Regions from separate parts of the Homo sapiens genome. Here regions 2 and 3 are each linked to region 1. Evidence: read pairs that join two places in POLR2A ChIA-PET (ENCODE). Cell type or tissue: B cell. All regions are shown on one strand.

Region 1 (2,500 bases):
AGAAGATCCTAGTGGTGACCAGTCCCTGCCCCTTGACAGAGGTGTAGATGGCTCTTCACAGCACCCCCTTTCATTCACCTGGCCATGCAGATGCACGCGGGGACCTCAGCCATCGCATCATTCCATTCTCACCACCCTCCTCCAGGAGAGTTGGTTATGATCCCCATCTCCCACAGGGGTAACCACAGCTGAGAGGTCAAATGACACATCAAGATCAGTGGGCTCAGAAGCAGAAGGCCAAAAGCCCATTGTCTGCGGCCTTCCCCTTTACCTGGGGATGACTGGTTAGGAAATTTGTCCCAGGTGACGAAACAGCCAGCTTCAGGAAAACAGAATTCTCCATGCCTAGCCTTGGGCTCTGACCACAAAACCCACTCTGGCTCCTCACACCTATCTATAAAGGCCTCTGAGCTCTGGGCCTGAAGGAGCTCACCTCACCTGCTTGTGGGCTTCGGTGGAAGGACGGTGGATCCTTCTAGGAAGCTGCTTCTACTCTGCAACTTCTATTCCCTTAATCCAAATAAGAATGCTGTTGCCCAGGCTGGACAGCCCTGGACTAATGTCATCAGCCATGCCATTGAGTCTGTGCTTGGGGGACCTGCAGCCCACGCTATTTTCAGTTCATGCATTTCAAGATTAGGACAGCTTGTTGGGATGTTCTCTGTCCACATGTCTTAAACTCACATCCTAGCTTCTCTCCCTTCTATTTCACTTACTGAGCATTTTCTACGCACCAAATGTTCTACTAGGACCATCCATTAACATTTTAGATTATGTTTTCTTCTTGTAACAACCCTACAAGGCACGTATTATTCTTTTACAGTGCTGGTTTTACAGATGGGGAAACAAAGGCATAGAGAGCTTTCATTCCTCCTAAGGATTACGTGGCTGGCATGCAGCAGAAGTGCAATCCGCCTTCAGACTCTGAGTTTAAGGCTCTAGTCTCCAGCTGATAGGAGGCACCTTTCCTAAGCTCTGTAGCTCTTACCCTCCCACTGCAGAGGGTGCTGAACTCTTGGGGCTAATGGCCCCCACAGTCACATTTTTTCAACGGGTAATGGCCTGTACAGCTGGTGACAGCATGCGTCATTTCCCAAGAATACTCAGGGGCCTAGATGCAGAAACTGACACCCCCACCTCTACCCTGGCTACTGGGCAAGGGGCATCAGCTGACTCTGAGGGCTCAGAGCACCAGGCTTCTTGAGATTGTTCTAAAAAAAGAAAAAAAAAAAAAGGAAGTTCATTTGGCTTCCTGCTCAGTCTAGGACTGGCTAACCACGTCCCGCCTGGGATCAGCATGGTGGCCAGGACTTCATGAGTAATAAATAACACCACCAGGCTCTTCTTGAACCTAGATCCCCATAACCAACAACAGCAGCTGGTGTTTTCTGAGGGCCTCCCTAAAGACCCACAGCTCTGTGATAGACAAGACCTCATGTATCCCCATATGTCCTCATGAGCCAGGGGAAGAGGGGTGGCCAAAGGGACTCTCCTCCTTATTTTAAAGATGGAGACACTGGATCACAGAGGGGAGACAGGGCTTGCCAGAAGTGAGTGGCAAGACTGAAACAGGTTGCATTATCTGCCAGGATACCACAAGACCTCTCCACCCCTCTCCCGGGTCCATGAAAGAAAGAATACATTCCTAGGTCTCCCAAAGCAGCTGGACTGGAGCTGGCTCCACAGTAATTGTTTAAAGAAAAAGCAGTGGCCCTGATGGGAAGGAGTCTGATGAACGGGGTGAACACAGTTTGGCCATTATCTGCAGGCCCGCCTCCCTGTGAGCTGCCCTGCACCAAGATAACACAGCAGGCTGCGCTGGACACAACTGGCTGCTGTGGACTCCACCTTTCCTCCATGCTGGGTTCCAAACACAAGATAGCAAAGACACTGTTTGCCTAGAGAGCCTAGTTTTAACCCCAGGCTAGCTATGGCAAGGCCCAGCTGGGGGATTTCTATCCTTCCCTGCCTCAGGTGGGGAAGGTCCACTGAGCAGAGAGCTTGCCAGGTGAGGCTGCCAGGTAAGAAGGCTCATCTCCCTGAGCAGAGGGGTGTAGCTGACTCCAGCCTCCTCAGAGGGTCTCCCCAGGCAGGACCTTGGGCTCGGGCTCTAGGAACCTCTTTGGAGATAGCCCAGATAGATGGGCAAGGTCCTGACAGGTTAGCCAGGGATCTCGATTCCCTCTTCCCTAATCCCAACTCCTAACTTCCAGTCCCTCCCCCTGACCCTTCCCCTCCACTGGCTTCTATCACCCCCAGCTCACCCACAAGGTCTCCTCGTTCAGACCCATGCAGGCCGGCCCTAGGCCTCACTTTCCAACAGTTTCTTCTAGCCCAGGCCTGGTGACTGGCTTCTGCAGAGAATGTTAGGGCTGAAAGGACCCTAAAGAGCCACCCCTCTGCATTTTACACATGAAGAAACCATGACCCAGAGAGACCGCCACAGATCCAGGGCTACCATTTGGTAATGGCAGAGACAGACTGGTTTCCAGGAATTCCG
Region 2 (2,500 bases), 490 kb before region 1:
GTAATGATCACTTTCTAACATACTGTATCATTTGTCATTTATTACGTTTATTGTCTGCCTCCCACCACTAGAATGTAAACTACAGGGAAGGATTTCTATCTGTTTTATTCACATTGTATCCCAAGTGCCTACAGCAGTGCTTGGTGCATAGTAAGGCTTTGATAAATATTTATTAAATGAATGCACTGACATCCTAGTGAAAAGACAGATACTGTAGTGTAGTGATGAAAAGCTTGGGCTTTGGAGTAAAACAAGCCTGGGTTTGAATCCCAGCTTTGCTGCTTACCAGCTGTGTGTCTTTAGAAAGTGATTTAACCTCTCTGAGACTCATTTTTCTCATCTATAAAATGAATATTATAGCACCTTGAAAGTGTGTTGTGAAGATAAAAAAAAAAGATAAATAGGCAATACAGCATGGTAGGTAAGAAACAAGGCTTTATCGTCCAATGGATATGGGTTCTGGGCTTTAGCTTCCAGTTATGGCTCTCCCATTACCTTATACAATTTTTAGAAGCCCTCTAAGCTCATTTTCTTTACCTGTCAAATGGGTATAAAATACTATGGCCTGCCTCACAGGAGAGTGGCCAGGATTAAAGGAGGTAATCTCTGCGTAGTGCTTAGCAGACTGATCAACTCGTAACAAGGGACTAATTAATTGAAGATGACGATGATGATAATGTTTGAAAGGTGCTTAGCTTTATTGCTCACACATCATAGTAATTGCTCAATAAATGGTGGCCTTGACAATAAATGAAGGACAACTTTATTAGAACTCTGGGAGCCTCCCAAATTTGCCATTTTCTTTTTGTTCTCCTTTCTCCAGGGGGAAGTAAGGCAAATGCATGAAGTTATCTTTGTGAGATACTTGTTTCAACTCGAAAATGAAACAGCAAGCAATTTTTGTGTGCCACACTTTTTGCCCTGTCACCAACAGTTCTGTTATGATTTCAGAACTTAATTTCTAATTTTTGGATGCAGTTGCACAGAGGCATTTCTTCACCACGTGATCACTGTGGGGGCTTAATATAACTCAGGCATTTGCTCAGCTGGTTTGGAGCTAATGGAATTGGCTGTAGTGGCTGTACTTAGGGGAGATTATAATGTCTCAAGGGTTTCATTGGCTTCCACTTCCTTCTGCAGACTTATAGTAAAAGACAAGAGATGCCTCTTCCTGGCTCTATTTCTCATTTGCTGTGTGACTCTCAGCAAGACACTTCGCTGCCGCTGAGAACCACACCCACTAAGTGGACGACCCAGTTATGAATCCTTGCTCCATTCTGCTGTATGACCCTGACCAAATTATTCAATGTTGCCATATCTTATTTTCCATCTTTGTAAATAAATAAATGTATATGACAAATAGAATGATCCTATACCTTAGGGCTTTGTGAAGATTAAATGAGATACTACATGTAAAGAGCACTTTGGAAGTACTCAATAATACTTATTATTATGTTTTCTGTATAAAAAATTGAAATGTTCTATTACCATGGTATTTTGTTTATAAACACTTTATATATATATATATATATATATATATATATTTTTTTTTTTTTTTTTTTTTTTTTTTTTTTTTTTTTTGAGATGGAGTCTCTCTCTGTCACCCAGGCTATAGTGCAGTGGCGTGATCTCGGCTCACTGCAGGCTCTGCCCCCGGGTTCACACCATTCTCCTGCCTCAGCCTCCCCAGTAGCTGGGACTACAGGTGCCCACCACCTTGCCTGGCTAATTTTTTGTATTTTTAGTAGAGATGGGGTTTCACCGTGTTAGCCAGGATGGTCTCGATCTCTTGACCTGGTGATCCGCCTGCCTCGGCCTCCCAAAGTGCTGGGATTACAGGCGTGAGCCACTGCGCCTGGCCCAACACTTTCTATATTTTAAAAGTTCTAGAACTTCGGCTTCTGCCCATGATGTCCTGTGGGGTCCTGAAAGCAACTGTTGAAGAATATCTTTGCTTGAAAAGAGCCACGAGTGACCACTGTGTCTTCCTACAAGTGGTCAGACACAATTGTCTCTTGATTATTTAGTGTAATGTAGGGGAATAACTGAGATTAACTGGTGGTTATGATTTTGCTTAAGGCAGTGTGATGAGGACACTAAGGTTAGGGCAGCTCCTGAGCAGGAGGAGGCTGCTATCCAGAGTCAGGAAGTCTCCCAAGGTGTTTTTTGCCTGGTGATCAGCTTTTGGCCAAAAGCCTATTACTCTCAGGTGAACCTGGCCCTGTTCTTGGTCCCAAAGCTCCCGGACCAGGCTGAGCTATAAAAATAGAATGCCAAATTATTGATCCTACAGTGTAAAATTAAGCTGTTCTATCCACTGGATAGGCTTGCCTAAGTTCCCCTTTAAGGCAAATTAAGTGACAAATCAAATTATTGGACAGTTGCTTGGTAAGTACAGAATTGATGTGAGGGGAGTTAAGTGATTCAAATGCTTATATTATCAGGCCCCGTTAGCCTGCTGTTCCACCTCTACAGTGCAGATCTATCTGTCAGGTGACCA
Region 3 (2,500 bases), 130 kb before region 1:
ACGTGACTGTTGCCATGAAATTGTTTATCTGCCCTTGCTGCAGTGTGGCCTTTAAGGGACACAATCTGGTGCCAATGATGTCCCAGCAGCAGTTGCCATGGAGACCTGGAGGTCAAGGTTGGTAAGGGAGCTTCTTGCCAAGATGATGTCACATAAAAATCCCTTTGCTTTCTTGTGACCACCAGGTTATTCAGCTATGAAGGAAAAAGAAAGCCATAAATTCCTCAGATGTGTGTCCACAGTTGGAGCAGGGTGGGCTACTGCAGACTCCTAGCATACAAGTCACGAGACCTCCTTTGAGTCCTTGCACTCCCCCTGACTTGTCTGATGGGGGAGATCCATCTAACCTCACTGGACATGCTCCAGGAGCCGCGTTTGGAAGGCTGTGAAATCATCTGGTTGGGACTGCCTTTCTCACCCATCTGAATAATTCAAGCACAATAACTCACTTCTAAGCCTGCCGTTGGCTTCCCACAGCCTCTGTCTGCCAGTCCCCATTACCTATGGGGTGCAATCACTGTCCATATAAAGCAGAACTGGGGTACTTTGCACATGCCACCTCCCCCCAACTCACTCCTAGTCTACCCTACTTCAGAAACCTTATCTCCTTCCCCAACAACACAATGTATTTAAATAGCTACTAATTTCCTCTTCTTTCTTTCTTCTGCATAAAATTTCATTAATTATACATTTCTTGGTTCATGACACAATGTCATCTTTGTACCATGCACACTTCACTTGTATTTAGCTATTCAGTTATTTTTTTTTAAATAAACACCATCCAGTCAGCCCACAACCCAAAACAAAAGCCAGGCCCTTGACGACAACCAGTATGTCTTCCAAATTCCAAGTGACAGTGAACAGAAAAATGAAAGAGCCGTTCACCCAGCATAAACAAGGCGGAAGAAGCCCACGCCTATCAAAAGTTTCCATCTTCTAGCATCCGAAGATGGCGCATCTTCCAAATGTCTTGGTTTTTACATGACCCAAGTGTCCCAGTCTTTCCAGTCATTGAAAATTTGGGTTCTCAAGTGGTGTATCATTTTATCTTGAGCTGTGTGTCCTATAGAAACATGGAAGATGACTATTTCTTTTTTCGGCTAAACATGCAGCAGCCAGCAGACTAGAGCCAGCTTCTGCCTCGGGCCGCCCCGGGGCGCGGGATGGGAAGGGGTTAACGCAGCGCCCCGCTTACCTGGGGTAAAAGCCGGCACAGAACCCGAGCGCACAGGTCGCCGCGCGCATGCGCACTCTCCTGGCCCAGCACAGTGCTTGGGGGCCGGCGGCTCCCAGCTCCCGGGCCGCCCTGCTGCACAAAGGCCTGCTTTGTTCTCTCGGCTCTGTTTTAAATATCTGACGAATATTCCCCCCATCCCTGCTCCAAATCCCCGGCCTGACGGCAGGCGCGGCACAACGGCGCATTGTGGGGCCAAGCGAGGGGCGAAGGGGGCTGGGGGTGGCCGGCGCGATGGGGACGCTCCGGTTGCGCCAAGTTGACTCTGCCGTTTGGGTCACCTGGGCTGAGTCGCGGGCGTGGAGGCAGAGGGTAGGGGGTGAGGAGGTGTTTCTTGTCTTCTTCTTCCAATCTCAGAAGTAAACATTGGAAAGTGGGGCCCCCAGCAGTGTACAGCCCGTTTCCAAACCAGGCCTGTAAGGAGGAGCTGAGGTTTCGGCTGAGCCCCCAGCCTCCCCCGACCGCACAGCCTCGGGCATGAACCCGCGAAGCCAGACGCTTAGTTGCTTATCAGGCCATCGCTGTACATATTTAGAAAGTACCTATCACTCAGACACTTTGAAAAGCGTGGCGTTCCAGCGCAAACCAACCCGAACGGGTTGGAAGGGGGCAGTCCTTTCTTCCCGCAAGTTCGGGGCTCGAGAGACGGCTGCAGGAAGGCCATCACCCCTGGCTTCCTGCAGCCACAGCTTCCAGCCCCACACGATGCCCAACTTCATTTTAGCAGTGGCCCCCAGGGGAAATCACACCATTCTTGGTTTTGTCCCTCCCTCCTGAGGTTGGGACATTGTTCAAACAAAAGTAAGCCTTCAGCTGACAGAGAAGCTGCCCCGCCTCTTCCCTGCCCTTGTCTTGCTGGCATTCATTGGGACTACCAGGTAGCTTTCCTTCCCAGCTCAGGTGTTTACCTGCTGCTGCAGAGGAGGAGTTTTTGCATTGTCTCCAGGGGGTTTGCAAAATAAGAACCCCAAAACCCACCTCTCTTTCCCATTTTCTTCTTTAAAGGTAGAGAAAGCACTGCATTTCACATTGGGTCTTGGAAACCCAAAGCTAGACACAAAATGTGGGCGTTAGCAGCTCTGAAAAGTGTGTGCTTGGTCTTAACGTTTATTCTTAAAAAGGAGGTGTTCATACCCCAGCTTGCGAACAAAGCTTTCATACCCTCAGCATCTTGAAGGGAAATTGCTGCCCTTCCATCCAGGGCAGGTGAAGGAGGAACTGGCTTGGGAGGGTTGGATTCAGAAGCAAATAGCTTTATCGTTTTGT

Evidence for each region. ChIA-PET counts read pairs that join two places held together with the same protein. Peaks named below come from ENCODE experiments on the same cell type or tissue, not always from the same donor. Only the 100,000 strongest peaks of a DNase experiment are listed, where the experiment ranks them.
Region 2: POLR2A ChIA-PET joins it to region 1 with 7 read pairs; 2 of 35 experiments call an interaction of 5 or more read pairs at or near these places.
Region 3: POLR2A ChIA-PET joins it to region 1 with 9 read pairs; 2 of 35 experiments call an interaction of 5 or more read pairs at or near these places.

The regions. Positions count from the first base shown.
Region 1 is chr14:68,756,673-68,759,172 of GRCh38, forward strand. No RefSeq gene overlaps it. Among named protein-coding and RNA genes, the nearest start is that of ZFP36L1, 35 kb to the right of the region's middle. In B cell, no CTCF peak of the experiment used is centred here; a DNase peak (open chromatin) is centred at 1,129.
Region 2 is chr14:68,271,123-68,273,622 of GRCh38, forward strand. The region is part of intron 7 of RAD51B (RAD51 paralog B); the gene reads left to right. Among named protein-coding and RNA genes, the nearest start is that of RAD51B-AS1, 410 kb to the right of the region's middle. In B cell, no CTCF peak of the experiment used is centred here; a DNase peak (open chromatin) is centred at 1,089; H3K4me3 peaks cover 1,014 bases; H3K27ac peaks cover 2,234 bases.
Region 3 is chr14:68,627,157-68,629,656 of GRCh38, forward strand. LOC100996664 (a long non-coding RNA gene) reads right to left here and starts at 1,631. Exons shown (of 2, transcript NR_135816.1): 1 at 1,196-1,631; 2 at 1-194. It also overlaps a transcript of RAD51B not described here. RefSeq lists a silencer at 1,290-1,339. In B cell, no CTCF peak of the experiment used is centred here; DNase peaks (open chromatin) are centred at 1,255 and 1,755; H3K4me3 peaks cover 1,150 bases.